Regions from separate parts of the Homo sapiens genome. Here region 2 is linked to region 1. Evidence: chromatin loops called from intact Hi-C (ENCODE). Cell type or tissue: Caco-2. All regions are shown on one strand. Region 1 overlaps FIGN (fidgetin, microtubule severing factor). Region 2 has its middle 110 kb from the start of FIGN.

Region 1 (8,000 bases):
TAGTTATAACGCTGGAGGAACATTTTTTGTTCTTTTTGAAACAGAATAAATTGAGAAAATAATTTCACCACAGTGACATAAGGAAGGCACTTCCTTATGTAACTGACAAAAAAGTGAGGCTGTTCAAATCATTTGGAAGGCTGTTAAGGGTACAGATGTGGAAGCATGTGAATAATGAGGTCTTTGAGCAGTTTCACTTGAAGAAGAGAAAGAAGGAAGGGGACACTGGGGCAGGGCTCTGAAATATAGTTTCATAGGATAACAAGAAGCAGGATTTGTCGCAGAATGGCGACAGTGAGAACTCAGAAGGGTCTGGAAGCTCTAGTTTCAGAACACATCAGCCTGGATGAGAGAAGATGAAATCCAGAATTCAGAGGCTAGGTTGCAGCAATGTCATAATAGGCTATGTTGTGGGAGTGGTGACTAGCAGATTTATAGAGAATGCAAAAAGGGGAGAGTTCAGTCAAGGTTACAAGCAATGGAGGCCATTGGAAGAGGGAAATGGAACACTGTGGTATGTGAAGATGTTCCATTTGAGGATAAGAAATGCCTCTGAATCTGGGATGGCATTTTGTGAAAGCAGAGAGAAGTCTAGTGTCTAAAACTACTGATGGCTTTTCCTCTGATAGCTCTATCTTCTCACTGAAACAGGGCCCAGGGCCCAAAACAACACACAGCCATGATAATCAATTAACAAGGGCTCTAAAACAGTGCCCTGTACTCTCCAAGTGCTTAATAGACATATATCAAGTCTAATCAATTCATATTTCTGGAACACACTAGATGTACAACTCTTCACTGGGTGCTTTATTTAGACACTTTCTTGATGCTTTCTTATAGTACAATTACTAAGGAAATATATCTCTATATAAAGATACACATGCATTTAAGGGAAAAAAATTTGCATTTCTTATCTCCCTAATAAATTGCAAGGTCCATGTAATGGTTAAAAAAAATATCTATTGAGTCAGTAGCTCAGGGCTCAAGTCCTCTGCAACTTCTTAATTGTTTGACCTGGGCAATTTCCTTAATCTCAGTTTTGTCTTCTGTAATATGTGAATTACAGCACTGAGTCTGCTTACCTCTTGGAATTGTGAGAAGCAAGGAAAGTAATGGATATAAAGGTATTTCATAAATTGCAAGCAGCTACCCAAAGGTAAGATTACGTATTATCATCTTTACCATAGTTGTGTACCCTACAGTTAGTCAATAAATATGTGCTGATTCAAAGCATAATCTGGACACAGGAGGGCCCAAACACACACTGCAACTACCAAAGATGAATGCCTGGTGCAACCAGAGGCTGAGTGTAAAGATACTGACAAATCAGTAGAACCTGCGGATGGTTCCCTGGAAACCAAAGTGCTGCAAGAGAAGCCACTGTAGATATTAGAAGCTTTAGCCGACAAAGCTCCCAGCAGAGTATACAGTGGCATGAGGGGAGGCCCCTTTGGGACTGACTCACTGAGGAAGCAAGGCATCCAGACGAAGAATATCTGCTTTATTGGTGCTTTTTGCTTCTCACTAGAGTAGCTGAACGCTAATCAGCATTTCCCTGCCTTAATTATTGTTACAAATGTCCCCATTTTTATTAAGATTTCTTACCAGTCGAGTCAGCTCTGGTTTCTCTTCCCTTCATGACTTTAACTTTAACATGACACTTGAATCTGATTTCCTCACAATTCAGTATTTGATCAAAGAGCTAGCACCTTCTGGTGTAAGTACTATCAATATAAGTAGAAAAACTGTAATTTTGGAAACTGAGTCATCCAGATTTTGCAACCTCGCCCCCAGCTCTGTGATTTGTACCATCAGTGCTGGGAAAGTAGCACTTGTTAAAATTTCTAAAAATAGAACCAGTGCTGTCCTCCCAGCCATGAATATCTACCAACACAAATTGAATAAGCCTGGTCCAAATGAAGCTTTCAAATACCCATTCTCAGTTTTCACATATGTAATCAGCAGAGACAGATCTACCATGAAGCGTAATGAAGCTGATCCTCACTAAATACTGGCCCCTTCCAATGCCTGTACCTAGTTTTGCATTTTTAATTTTGTACTATTGTTCTCATTAAAACACGGCCCCCATGTTGTGCAAGCTTCAGGCTCCACAAAACCAGGATCTGCAGCTGATAAGATATAAAGAACTACAGATTACACATCATTCTGTTCAGACACACTGTTCAGTGTCACCTTCACATACAAAAGGACAAAGTCTGTAAGAGAGGTAAATTTCCAAAGCACCACATAACCATTATCAGGGTCACATTTCATATCACCACCATTTATAACATTGTGAATCTGTCTATTGCTTTCTACTCCTAGCACCTTGCATGTAGTGGTACCATTCCTGATGTTTCCATTTCTCAAAGAAAGTTATGGTTGTAGCTCCAAACCAAAGGCTACTCTGAAAGAAAAAAGAAAAAAGAAGAAAAAAGTCCCTGTAACGTACTTGTCAGAAACAAAGCAATTATGAACATCATATGATTAAAAAGAAAAGAAAAAGGAGTCATTTAAATAATGAACTCTAACTTGACTATTTAGCGATTCACTATTTAGCAATTTGCTATTTTTATTACATTTTAAATCAATCCATCTAACACAGAAGTTCTTTCCACCCCGAATAGTACTGTTTCATTGCTGTAAACCTATATTTCATGACAAGACAATATCTTTCTATAATAAAATGGTAATAAAAAGAGTACCAATTATCCCAGTATTTTCTCAAAATAGGTAGACTTTCTTTCATGCCTTAATTTTATGTTTTCCTTTGCCCCATACTAAAAGCTCGGCATAATTATCCCTGAACAGGTTGAGCAAGGTCTCCGCAAAATCTGCTCAGGGTGATTATTTAGCTTTTTTTTTTTTTTTGGTATTTGCAGAATTTAGCTGAGACTGTTACAAGCGGTTTATCAAAATAAATGCTTGATTGGCTTTAGCAGTTTTTTTGTAATTGAAAAAATAAAGAAAAAAGAGTTTTCTAATAAATGGAGGGAGAGAGAGGTTAAATACTTTAATTACTAACTTGCAAAAAGATTTCCATTTGAATATGGAAACAATGTAAAGGGGTCCCTAATTTTTGTGGGACTGGAATCACTCCAGAGGATTTAATGATACTGCTGGGCAACTGAAACTGTGCAACTGAATAATGTGATTTCTAAGCATATTTCCTTAAAATTTAAGTGCTAGGGAACATTTAAAAATGGTTACTTTAAAAGGAAGGTTGAACATGCAAATTTGTAGGGGAGAGGAATTAAAACAGTGATTTCTTTCAATGATACATTTTTCATTTTCTATTTTAAAACGAAAACCAGTTACTTTTGAGTCAACAGGCATGTGACAGAAAGTGCTACATAGAAAGAATTTTCCCATCAAGGACTGCTGGATGTTAACTGAAGAGCTCAGGTAAATATGTCTTCTCCTTTTAAAGCATACTTGACATTTCTGACCTTTGAACTCTGATTTTCACTATTTGTAGGGCTCCTTACTGAGGCCTTAAGATGTAAAGGTCTTCTTGAGCTCAAATGACCCTCATTGCTTCCTGGCTCTACTCATATATGGGCACTGTGTTATGGGAAAGCCATGTTAACTTGATTTCAAGGACTCAGCCACTCCAGCTACACATCGTAACCCCAAAATGGAGATTTCATAAACAAAAGAATCTCCATCCTTCTAAATATCAGTTAATTCCACCTAATCAGATATATTATCAGCACTAATCCTAACACATAGATTACCAGCATTACAAAACAGCCATTACTAATTAGCCCTCATTCCTAATACCGCTAGCCCAGGAAAGCCTATCCACATTACTATATTAAAAGAGAGTCTATTCTGAATTGCTGTTTTGTTTGGAAAAGGGGGAAAAAAAAGTCTGTGTTCCATTCCAGCTGGCAGAGTTTTCCTAAATTAGATTAACTTTTAATTTAAATTAAAAATTTTTAAAGCTTTACACAAAGAGACAGTAATTGCCCATTTGAAACATCCAAAAAAGGTGATTGAAGGGTACAGTAATATGCTTACATGAATAATAAATAATACTTAGCATTTAGATAGAGCTTTCCCCTCATCAAATCACTTCTTTATAAGCATTAACTAATTCATACATTATCCTAGCAAGTAAAATTAAATGATGAAATGTTTCTCTACTTTGAAGTTGGGTAAACTGAGGCATAAAGTGGCAATTCTGTGGTGATGATGACACGTCAGTTTCAGAACATGGAGCGTAATTGTCAGGCATTTCCTTGTGGGCTGTGTGTGTGTGACATTAAGCTAAATCTGAAATTCATTTTTCCCACAGGCACTGCGTGGGCTTTGGTGATGTTACATAGGCCAATTTTTATTCCCATCTCTGTCAATGGCTATGAGGTATTGGACAAAATACTTAGTATCTTTTTGCCTTAATATTCCAATCTGTCAAATGGGAATAACCCACAGACTGTCTCTCTCTTTCTCTCTCTCTCTCTCTCTCTCTCTCTCTCTCACACACACACACACACACACACACACACACACAGTGCTTAGTAAATGCTCAACAAATAGCGGTTACTATTCACCGTTAGTAAGAAGTTCCTAAGACAACTACTAACAGTAAGCTAATGGGATATTTCAAATACTCTGACAGGAAATGGAGCCATAACCCCAACTAAGTGTTCAAATGGAATAAAATACTCCAAATCTCCTGGAAAAATATTAATGGCACATCTTCCAAGGCAATGCTTAATAGTTCACATTATATGCAACTAATGTACCTCCAGTGAGTACACAAGAGGTCCATCCAATTTTAGCATTAAAATATCCTCACAGATTTAAGATATTGATTTTACTTTTCTCATCCATTGGTGACATAATGACTTAAGAATTATGGTGAATTCTGTGACAACTTTATAACACTTCTAAATGGATGTATGTTTTTATTCTAATCATAAGAGACACCACATACATCAAAAACATCTATAGTACATACGTGTAAAGAAACATGTGTTTAATACACATGTGAATTTGAGAAACTTTTGGAAAAAGTCCAACATTCCTCAGAGGTCTGCAGCCCACAGTGTGGGGACCACTCTCCTAGAGGGTAAGAAATAACATACTGTTCAACACTCTTCGTTGCACAGCTGATACCCACCAGAAAAGCTGAGTAGCACAATCAGTTTCCATGTTCTTAAAAATTTTCAGATGGAACTTCATAGTTCCATAGTTTCTCATAGTGTTTTGGAGCTGAAAGAGAATTTAGAAATCTTTGGATGGAAGTCATCCATTTTAAGATGAAAAACACTGAGACCCAGAGAGGTTGTGTTTTTACCTGCTTAATTTCAAGACAATGGCAGAACTAAATTCTTAAAATTTTAGTTACAGGTCACTTTATATAAAAAATACATAAGTTGACAACATGTGAGACTTCCAAAAAACATCTAAAGAAAAGAGTACTATGTAAACTCTATTTTATATTGTTTATTTTTTGTCTTTTTTTTTTTGACAATCCTAATAGATGTGATGCAAGATTACTCCCCACAACTCTCAAGCAGCTCTCACAATCTTTTATTATAATGGTTTTACTTTTCTTTCCTTTAATTTTTGAATGATTTTCTATTAACATAGTGACAAGATAGGCACACTGTATACATGTTTGTTTTTTAACATAACTGGTTTAATATAAAAACCAGTTAAGGAATGCCAACTACTACAGAAAAACTAAAAACAACGTCCATTTTAATCACTTACAAATGACTGCATTTTTAAGCTGCTGGAAATTTAATATATGTCCATTTCTCTTCATCTGGAAAACTTACATGTTGCAAGAAAACCTTGCTGAAACCTTATTTTGGTCTTTGTGGAACATAATCTCAACATCTCAGACAGCCTGAAGCATCCTGAACTACATTTTCAGCTTCCTCTGGGGCTCTGTGAAGCTCTATTCGTATTGCATATTACATATAGGTTACTTTTAATGCTCTTCTAAAGCTTGTTAAATGCTACGCAAATTTACACTTTATGGCTCTAATGTTTAACTTATCTATCAGTAAATTTGAACCACAAATCATCTAGTTTTCCATGTTGTTTATTTCCAACTATTATTATTTCTAAATGGGTTCTATTTTAGAGAACTATATTTTAATTAACAGCAGTTACAAATTATTTACCTGAAAAGAAATACCTTGAACCTTTGCCCAAGACATCCAAAAAGGTAAAACCAAGTATGTAAAGATGGCGGCTTAATAGTTTTACTTAAACTGTGACACTATTAATAAGCACACACAATCCACTCAAATATTGTATATTAAATGTGACTTCTTCTTACTGGGAATTTTAATAATATTAATATATCATAAAATAAACCTAATCATGATGATTCAAACAGGTGCCTGTAAATGTCTGTATTTATTTCAGATTTAGACTGAGCTAATTTTTCTTTTTGTAAAATGAAACTAAAGTATACTGATTAAAATACACAATTCATATCTTTGCATATCATCCAAACAAATCACATGTAGACTGCATATGCTTTTGGTTTGATATAATTCTGTCCTGAGCTGCATGCACCCTAAAACCCAATCTTTGAGGAACAGCAACACTGAAATATTAGTTGTGCATCACACAGGAAATCTTGTTGGCTGAAATTCTGACAAAATTTTATTTTCAAACACAAGGTTTTATTAAGTTTTTCTTTTCTAGAGCAATAATCTCATTTAAAACAAACAAAAAAAATTATGCCAGTATGACCAAAGGTATAAACAAACGATGAAAACTTTCATATTCCTGAATGTCACGGCCATTGCAGCATCAGTTACATCTGGAAGGAGAAAAACTTAACATTTCTTTTCTGTCTTCATTGCCTAACATCAATAAAATTGTACAAGAGTTATATAATTATTCTTAATTTCTATTGAGGAATAAAATTTCAATCCTCTTTTATTTCAAAACATTCAGGAAGAAAACAACCAAGCTTACCATGTTTATCTGTCAAAACAACACTCCTCTGGCCAACATGGTGAAACCCCGTCTCTACCAAAAATACAAAAAAATTAGCTGGGTATGGTGGCATGTGCCTGTAATCCCAGCTACTCGGGAGGCTGAGGCATGAGAATCGTTTGAATCCAGGAGGTGGAGGTTGCACCTTGCAGTGGGTCAAGATCGCGCCACTGCACTCCACCCTAGCGACAGAATGAGACTCTGTCTCAAAAAAAAAAACAAAAAAAGAAAAAACACTCCTCAATAGTATGATCCTCATTTTATTCTCTAGTGGGTAAACTCTGCCTGATATCAGGTTATTTCAAAGAGTGTAGTGACAAAACAGAAACAAAGAAGATTAAAAATGCAGAAGAGATGGAATTTGGAATTTAAGTGTTTTTAGTAAAGTAAAATAATCTTTGTGAAATTATACAACCAAAACTAAGTCCATATCAAGCAACATTTGAAAAATATCAACAGTATTTAATCATTATTGTAAATCTCATTAAAATGAGATTTCCAAGAATGCAGGCCTTTTATTTTACCCTAATTTTCAAACAACTTGGCAGTGATCTATTTATGGAAATGGCTTTGTTAAGGAGATAAAAAAGTGAAACTATCTGTGAAAAGAGGTGAAGAGTGGGCATTTTTTCTTTTCCTGTAAATCTTATAATAAATAAAAATATCTGTAGTTAGGAAAAATACATATTTAACAGAGATACTACTGGTCTTGATATAACCAGAAATTTCTAAATACTTCCAAATATACTATTTCAGTCATTTGTTTCAAATAAAAATTTATATTTAAGATTGTTTACATAACTATTTTTAAGCCACATTGTGATATCAAATCCTATTTGTCTTTATGTTACAATAGCACAAATTTCTCAACATTTTAAAAGAAGTTTCTGTGAAGAGATAATTTCATCATTGGGAATTCTCAAAAAAAATTAATTTGATGTCATCAGGATAACTGAATCTTGGCCACCTCACATATTGTTATTTTGATAGAATAGTTAGAAAATTAAAGGGGGAAAACACCAAAGAAA
Region 2 (8,000 bases), 150 kb after region 1:
ACCCAGGAAATACCATTCTGGACATTGCCTTTGGGAAATAATTTATGAATAAGCCCTCAAAAGCAACTGCAACAAAAACAAAAATTGACAAGTGGGACCTAATTAAACTAAACAGCTTCTGCAAAACAAAATAAACTATCGACAGAGTAAACAGACAATCTACAGAATGGGAGAAAATATTCATAAATTATTCATCTGAAAAAGTCTAATATGTAGAATCTATAAGGAACTTAAACAATCTAACAAACAAAAACCAAACAACCCATTTAAAAGGTAGGCAAAACATATGAACAGATACTTCTCAAAGGAAGACACAGAAGTGCCCAACAAACATATAAAAAATGCTCTATATCACTAAATATCAGAGAAATGCAAATCAAAACCACACCTCACGCCAGTCAGAATGGCTATCAGGAAAAATTCATAAAACAACAGATGCCGGCAAGGCTGTGGAGAAGATGGAACACTTACATGTTAGTGGGAATATAAATTAGTTTAGCCACTGTGGAAAGCAGTTTGAAGATTTCTCAAAGAATTTAAAACAGAACTACCATCGACTTAGCAATCCCATTACTGGGTATACATCCAAAGGAAAAGAAATTGTTGTACCAAAAAGACACATGGACCTGTATGTTTACTGCAGTGCTGTTCATAATAACCAAGACATGGAATCAACCTTGATGCCTATCAATGGTGGATTGGATAAACGAAATGTGGTACATATACACCATGGAATTCTATGCAGCCATAACAAAGCATAAAATTATGTCTTTTGTAGTGGTATGGATACAGCTGGAGGTCATCATTCTGGGCAAATTAACACAGAAACAGAACACCAAGTACTGCATATTCTCACTTATAAGTGGGAGCTAAGCTCTGGGTACACATGGACATAAAGATGGAAACAATAGACACTGGGGACTACTAGAGTGGGGCAAGAGCGAAAGGAGAAAGGGATTAGAAACTGCCTGTCAGCTACTATGCTCTCTACTAGGCGGTGGGATCATTTATACCCCAAACCTCAGTGTCACACAATAAACTCATGTAACAAACCTGCACACTTAACCCCTGAATCTAAAATAAAAGTTAAAATTATTAAAAATAATTCTGTGTTCACATATTATTTAAAATGTGTTTAAGTGGCATATATATTGATTTTATTGATTTTTTTAAACATACCTATCTTAGTTGTTTAATTGGAGTATTGTAATGTTTTACATTTAATATAAGCACTAGTATATTTTTGATATACTGCTGAATTCAATTTGCTGATTTTTAAGTTATATCCATAATTTTAGATTGTAATTTTCTTTTACTGTAATGACTTGCTCAGGATTTTTCTGGTCTCATAAAATGCAATGGGATGCTCCCTTCTCTTCTATATTCTAGAAAAGTTTGTGTAGAATTAACATTTCCTTCTAACATATTTGGTAGAATTTTCTAGTAATGCCATTAGTGCCTGGAGTTTTCTTTCTTGGAAGATTTTAACTATGATTAATGTCACTTATCAATAGAAATCTATGCAGTTTATCTGTTTATTTTTATATAAGCTTTGGGATTTTGTATCTTTCAGGCAATTGGTTCATCTCACTTATGTTGTTGAATTTTGGGGCATACAATTTTTCATAATAGGCTCTTATTATCCTACTCATGGCTGAAAAGTCTTTAATGATACTCTCTCTTTCATTGCTGATACTGGTAAGTCTGCCTACTTTTGTGTGTGTGCTGTTTCGACTAGTGGTTTATAAATTTTTAAAATTTTTTTCAAATAACTAGGTTTGGTTTTCTTGATTTTTCTTTAATTCTTCTTATCAATTTACTTGATTTTTACTGTACTTTTATTTTTTTTCTGCTCACTTTGGGTTTTAGTTGTTCCTCTTTTTCTGATTGCTTCAGATGAAAGCTTAGAAAATTGATTTGAGATATTTCTTCTCTATTATATGCATTTATTGATATAATTTCTTTTAAGCTCTGTTCCAGCTACATCCCACAATTTTGCTATATTGTTTCATTTTCCTTCAATTCAAAATATTTTCTAATTTCTTCAACGATTTCCTCTTTCACCCATATATTATTTGGAATTGTATTTTTTATTTTCAAAATATTCAGGTATTTTCCAGATATCATTCTGTTATTGATTTCTTGTTTGATTCCCTTAGGGTGAAAACAATGTCATCATCTTAGTCTTTTTAAAATTGTTACAGTTTGTATTATGTCCAGAAAATGGTCCAGCTTGTGAAAGCTCCAATTGTGCTTAGAAAGAATATATACTTTGTTATTTTCATGTGAAGTGTCCCATAAATATCAATGGGATCAAGCTGGTTGATAATATTGCTCAGGACTTCTGAATCCTTATTGATTTTATGTCTACTTGTTGTATTGATTACTTAGGAATGTTGAAGTATCCAATTATAAATGTGAATTTTCTATTTCTGCTTATTTTCTCTTAGTTTTGTTTCATATATTTTTAAGCTCTTATTAATAATTGTACATGCAAAATTAGCATTAATAAGATTATTGATGAATGGAACATTTTTATCATTATATACTTTCCTTCTTTATCTTAATAATGTTCCACATTCTAAGATCTTATGGCTTTGTTATTGCTGAGCAGTGGTAAAAGTTTTGAGACTCCACTTTGAGTCCTCTGATGCCACCCCAGCTATCAGGTCAACAAATGTCAACAAAGAGATGACATAGATGTTAGAATTATTAGACAAGGAATTTAAAACAACCAAGATAAAAAAAATTTTCAGTGAGCAGTTATAAACTTGCTTGAAACAAACAAACAATAAATAGAAAGTTTCAGCAAATAAATAGAAGATTATAAAGAACCAAGCAAATTTTTGAACTGAAAGTACGCAAAATCGAAAATAAAAGCCTTAGGGAATGGGTTCAACAACACAATAGACAAAAAATAAGAACGAATCATTCAACTTGAAGATAGAACAATAGAAATTATCTGAACAATGTAAAGAAAATAGACTGAAGAAAATAAGCAGAGTCGTAGTGACCCGTGGGACTGTAATAAGTGATCTAACATTTGTGTCATCAAAGTTTCGGAAGGAAAGAAAAAAGAAGGTGGTCCTCTGAGTTTGTTCAACGAAATAACGGCAGAAAAATTTCCAAATCAGGCAAAAAAAAAAAAAAAAAAAAAAAAACTAGAAATTTAAGAAGCTCAATGACAAATAGGACGAACCTAAAGTAATTTACGCTAAAACACCTCATTGTCAACCTTCAGAAAACTAAAGACAAGGAGAAAATATATAAAGCAGCCAGAGAGAGATAAATGACACATTATCCATAGTGGAAAACAGTAGATTTCTTATTAGAAATCATGGAGGCCAAAAGGAAGTGGCACAGTATTAAAAGGCAGTAAAAGAAAACAAGTGTCAAACTAAAATTCCACATCTAATGAAAATATTTTTCAGTCATGTAGTAAATCAAGACATTCTCAGATGAAGAAAAAATTAATTTGTTGCAAGGAGACCTACCTTAAAAAAATGCCTAAAGGAAGTTCCCTAAATGGAAAGAAAATTATAAAAGAAGAAAGGAACGAACATAATTTAAAAAAAATGAGTAAATGCAATAAACTGTCCTATTTTTTCTTAAATTTTTAAAGTTATATTTTGATTATTGAAGATAAAATTTTAAGTGTCTGGCTTTCAATATCTGTAGAGAAAATATTTAGGACAACTATACTAATTTAGGACAACTATACTAATATTATAAATGGGAGAGAGAGATAGGTTTCTAAACTTCACTCCAACTGGTAAATTGCTGATGCCAGTAGACTTTGATAAGTAATATCTGTGTAATGTAATGCCTAAAATGATCACTAAAAAGATACACAAAATAGTACACTCAAAACATCCTATATTAATCAAATGGAATTCTAAAAATGTTCAAGTAACTTGTAGAGAGGCAAGAATAAGAAAATTGATATGAAAAAGAGAAAGAACAAACAGAAAACCAAAAGTAAATGGCAGATTTAAGTTTCTACATTCTCATCTTGTTACTGGAAAGGGGCCCCAGTCCAGACCCCAAAAGAAGACTCTTGGAACTTGTGCAAGAAATAATTTGGGTTGAGTTCATGGAGTAAAATGAAAGCAAGTTTATTAAGAAAGTAAATGAATAAAGAATGGTTACTTCACAGGCAGAGCAGCAGCATGAGCTGCTGGTTGGCCACTTTTATGGTTATTTCTTGATTACATGCTAAATAACAGGTGGATTATTCATGAGTTTTCTGGGAAAGGGGTGGACAATTCCCGGAACTGACGGTTCCTCCTCTTTTTAGACCATATGGGGTAACTTCCTGATGTTGCCATGGCATTGTTAAACTGGCATGGCACTAGTGGAAGTGTCTTTTAGCATGCTAATGCATTATAATTAGCATATAATGAGCAGTGAGAGTGACCAGAGGTCACTCTCATTGCCATCTTGGTTTGGTGGACTTTCGCCAGCTTCTGTACTGCAGCCTGTTTTATCAGCAAGGTATTTATGACCTGTATCTCTTGCTGACCTCTATCTCTTCCTGTGACTTAGAATGCCTAACCTCCTGGGAATGCAGCCCAGTAGGTTTTAACCTCATTCTACCTAGCCCCTGTTCAAGATGGAATTGCTCTGGTTCAAATGCCTCTGACAATCTCATTATTGTAAATGGTCTAAATACACCAATTAAAAGACCTTTATGAAACAGTGGATAAGAAAACATGATACAACTCTATTCTGCATACAAGAAATTCACTTAAAAATATGTATTTTTAGAAGAGCAAAAATGTAAACTTCGAATCAAAGATTATTATTAGAGGAACATTCCGTAATTATAAAAGTGTCTATACAGCAAGAAGACGTAATAATTCTGAATGTATATGTGCCATATCAACAGCAGTTTCAAAATCCATGAAGCCTAAACTGATAAAACTTAAATGAAAAATACATAAATCCACCATTAGAGCTGGAAACTTCAATACCCCTTTTTCAACAATTGACATAAAAACTAGACTAAAGGCCGGGCGCAGTGGCTCCCGCCTGTAATGCCAGCACTTTGGGAGGCCGAGGTGGGCGGATCAAGAGGTCAGGAGATCGAGACATCCTGGCTAACACGGTGACACCCCGTCTCTACTAAAAATACAAAAAATTAGCCGGGCGTTGTGGCGGGAGGCTGTAGTCCCAGCTACTCGGGAGGCTGAGGCAGGAGAATGGCGTGAACCCGGGAGGCGGAGCTTGCAGTGAACCGAGATCGCACCACTGCACTCCAGCCTGGGCGACAGAGCGAGACTCCGTCTCCAAAAAAAAAAAAAAGAAAAAAAAATATTGGCAAGGCTATAGAAAAAACTCAACAGTATCATCAACCAACAGAAACAAATAAAATTTTGTTGACTATTCCCCTAAACAGCAGAATACACATGTTTTACAGACTCTCATAGAACATATATCAAGGTAGTTCATATCGTGGGCCATAAAACAAACCTCAACAAATATACAAGAATTGAAAACATACAGACTGTGTCGTCTGACCACAAAGAAATCAAAATAGAAATCAGTAACAACAACGACAATCAAAAAGTTTTCCTAACATTTGAAAAACAGATCATATGTTTCTAAATAATCCATGAATCAAAGAGAAAGTCTGGGGACACTTTAAAAAACACAGTAAACTAAATGTAAACAAAAACATAACATTTCAAAATTTGTAACATGTAGCTAAAGCAGTGCTGGAAAGAAAATTTGTAGCATTTAATACTTACATTAGAAAAGAGGAAAAAGAGCCTGGCAACATGGCAAAACCCCACCTCTACTAAAAATAAAAAAAAATTACCTGGGCAGCCTGGGTGACAGAGTGAGATCCTGCCTTAAAAGAAAAGAGGAAAAGTATCAAGTAGATAATATAAGCTACTGTCTCAAGAATCTAAAAACAGGGGAGCAACCTAAACCCAAAATAAGTGAAGGAAGAAAATAATAAAGAGAAGTCAATGATATTGAAAAGAGAAAATGATAGAGAAAAGAATTAAAAACAAAAGGCTAGTTTTTGAAACAACCGATAAAAATGATAAAATATAGAGAAGACATTAATTACCATACAGTATAAAATATTGAGATAACAAAATAATTATAAGATAATAAGAATTATAAGAGAATCAAATAATTATAAAGGAATACTACAAACAATTCTCTATATATAAGTTGGACACCTTAGAGGAAATAAATATAATAATAATAAAGGAGATTTCCTTGAAAACTACACATTACCACAACTCTTTCAATATGAAATAGATAATTTGAATAGTCTTATAAAACCCTACTGCCTATAATTTTGAAGGAATTGAAATTATAATTAAAAACGTTCCAAAAAATCCAGACCCAGATACCTTCACTAAAAAGTTATACCAAAAGCTAAAGGAAGAATTTACACCAATTTTACATAAGCTCTTCCAGAAAATGAAGGAGGAGAGAACACATCCCAGTTCATTCTATGAAGTCACTTTCTCAAACCAAACAAAATCAGTATAAAAAAGAAAACTACACAACAAAATCCTTCATGTATAGAGATACATAAATTCTTTACAAGCCATTAGCAAAAAGAATTAAGCAATATATAAAAATATTTATACACTATGACTCGAATAGTAAAAACAATTCTGAAGAAGAATAAAATGGGAGAAATCTCTTAGCCCAATTTCAATCATTTGTAGATATTATAATAATCAAGACTGTGTGTTATTAAGTTACAAAAAGTAATGAAACAGAATTGAGATCTTAGAAACAGCACCATACAATATGGCCAAATTATCTGAACATAAGTGTAAAAGCAATTTAGTGGAGGAAGAGTAACATTTTCAACACACAGCACTGAAGCAATTGAATAAACATAGGCAAAATAAGAAAAAAGAAAACTTAACCTAAATGTCATACCTTATGGAAAAGTTAACTCAAAGTTGATCATAGATTTAAATATTTAAATAATTTAGCTTTGAATTTTAAATAATTTAAAAGCTTTCATAAGTTTATAATTTATTTTACGTTTTATTTTGAAAGAAATATTAGCTGGATATAGAATTACAGATTGGTAGTCATTTTCTTTCAGTATTTTAAACGTGTTTTTCAAGTGTGATTCATCTTCAGCTGTGTCATTTGAGAAGCCATGATAAAAATGCTCCTTTCAAGGTAAATGTGCTCTTTTCCCCTTTAAGTACTTTTAAGATTGCATGCTCTTTCGTTTTCATTAGGTTTTGAATGTTTTTACTAGGTATGATTTACTTTTTGTTCACTCTGCTAGGGTTTTGTTGTTCTTGAAGCTGTGACTTATTTCATTAGTTTTGGAAAATTCTTGGCCAATATTTTAAAATACTACTTTAGCCACAATCTCTCTTTTCTTTCTTTCTGAAATACCAGTTACACATATGTATGTATTTTTGCTACATCTTTTATGTACTTTTCTGCATATTTAATTTTCTTTTATATTCATGTCATAGTCCTTGTATTTTCTACTGTTATTCGCAACCTGACTAATCCTCTTTTTATGTCTCCAATCTGGGTTTATACCCATCTACTGAGTCTTGCATTTCAGTTCTTCTCTTTTTAAGTTCTAGATTTTACTTGATATTTTGTTATAGATTCTATTTCTCAGGTGAAAATTTTCACTTTATCATTTAAAAACATACCAATAACAGTTATTTAAACATTAATCTCAGGCAATTCCTACATCTTGGTTGCCTGTGTGTGTGTTGCTATCATTTTTTGTTATTGTGGTTTTGGTTTTGGATTTAAAAAATCGAGTCCTTTTCCATTGTGTGGCAGGTAATTTTTGAATAGCTGCTGGATATTGTGTATTAAACATTGTAGAAACTCTAGAAGATGTTATTTATGTTCCTTCAGAGAATCACCTAGAGTAGGATAGATGTGGTGGGAAATTAGAGTAGCATAGATCACCACAAGCCAATCAGAGACTGAGCTGATTTATGATGGGGGTTTCAGTCCTTGATACTTTGTTATAGATT

Evidence for each region. A loop is a pair of places that touch in the nucleus more often than their neighbours do. Peaks named below come from ENCODE experiments on the same cell type or tissue, not always from the same donor. Only the 100,000 strongest peaks of a DNase experiment are listed, where the experiment ranks them.
Region 2: it touches region 1 in a loop (9-fold over the local background); 1 of 110 quality-filtered maps calls a loop at or near these places.

What each region holds. Positions count from the first base shown.
Region 1 is chr2:163,700,175-163,708,174 of GRCh38, forward strand. The region is part of intron 2 of FIGN (fidgetin, microtubule severing factor); the gene reads right to left. LOC107985957 (a long non-coding RNA gene) reads right to left here. Exons shown (of 2, transcript XR_001739759.2): 1 at 5,129-8,000; 2 at 1-2,407. Among named protein-coding and RNA genes, the nearest start is that of FIGN, 32 kb to the right of the region's middle. In Caco-2, no CTCF peak of the experiment used is centred here; no DNase peak of the experiment used is centred here.
Region 2 is chr2:163,845,694-163,853,693 of GRCh38, forward strand. No RefSeq gene overlaps it. Among named protein-coding and RNA genes, the nearest start is that of FIGN, 110 kb to the left of the region's middle. In Caco-2, no CTCF peak of the experiment used is centred here; a DNase peak (open chromatin) is centred at 4,558.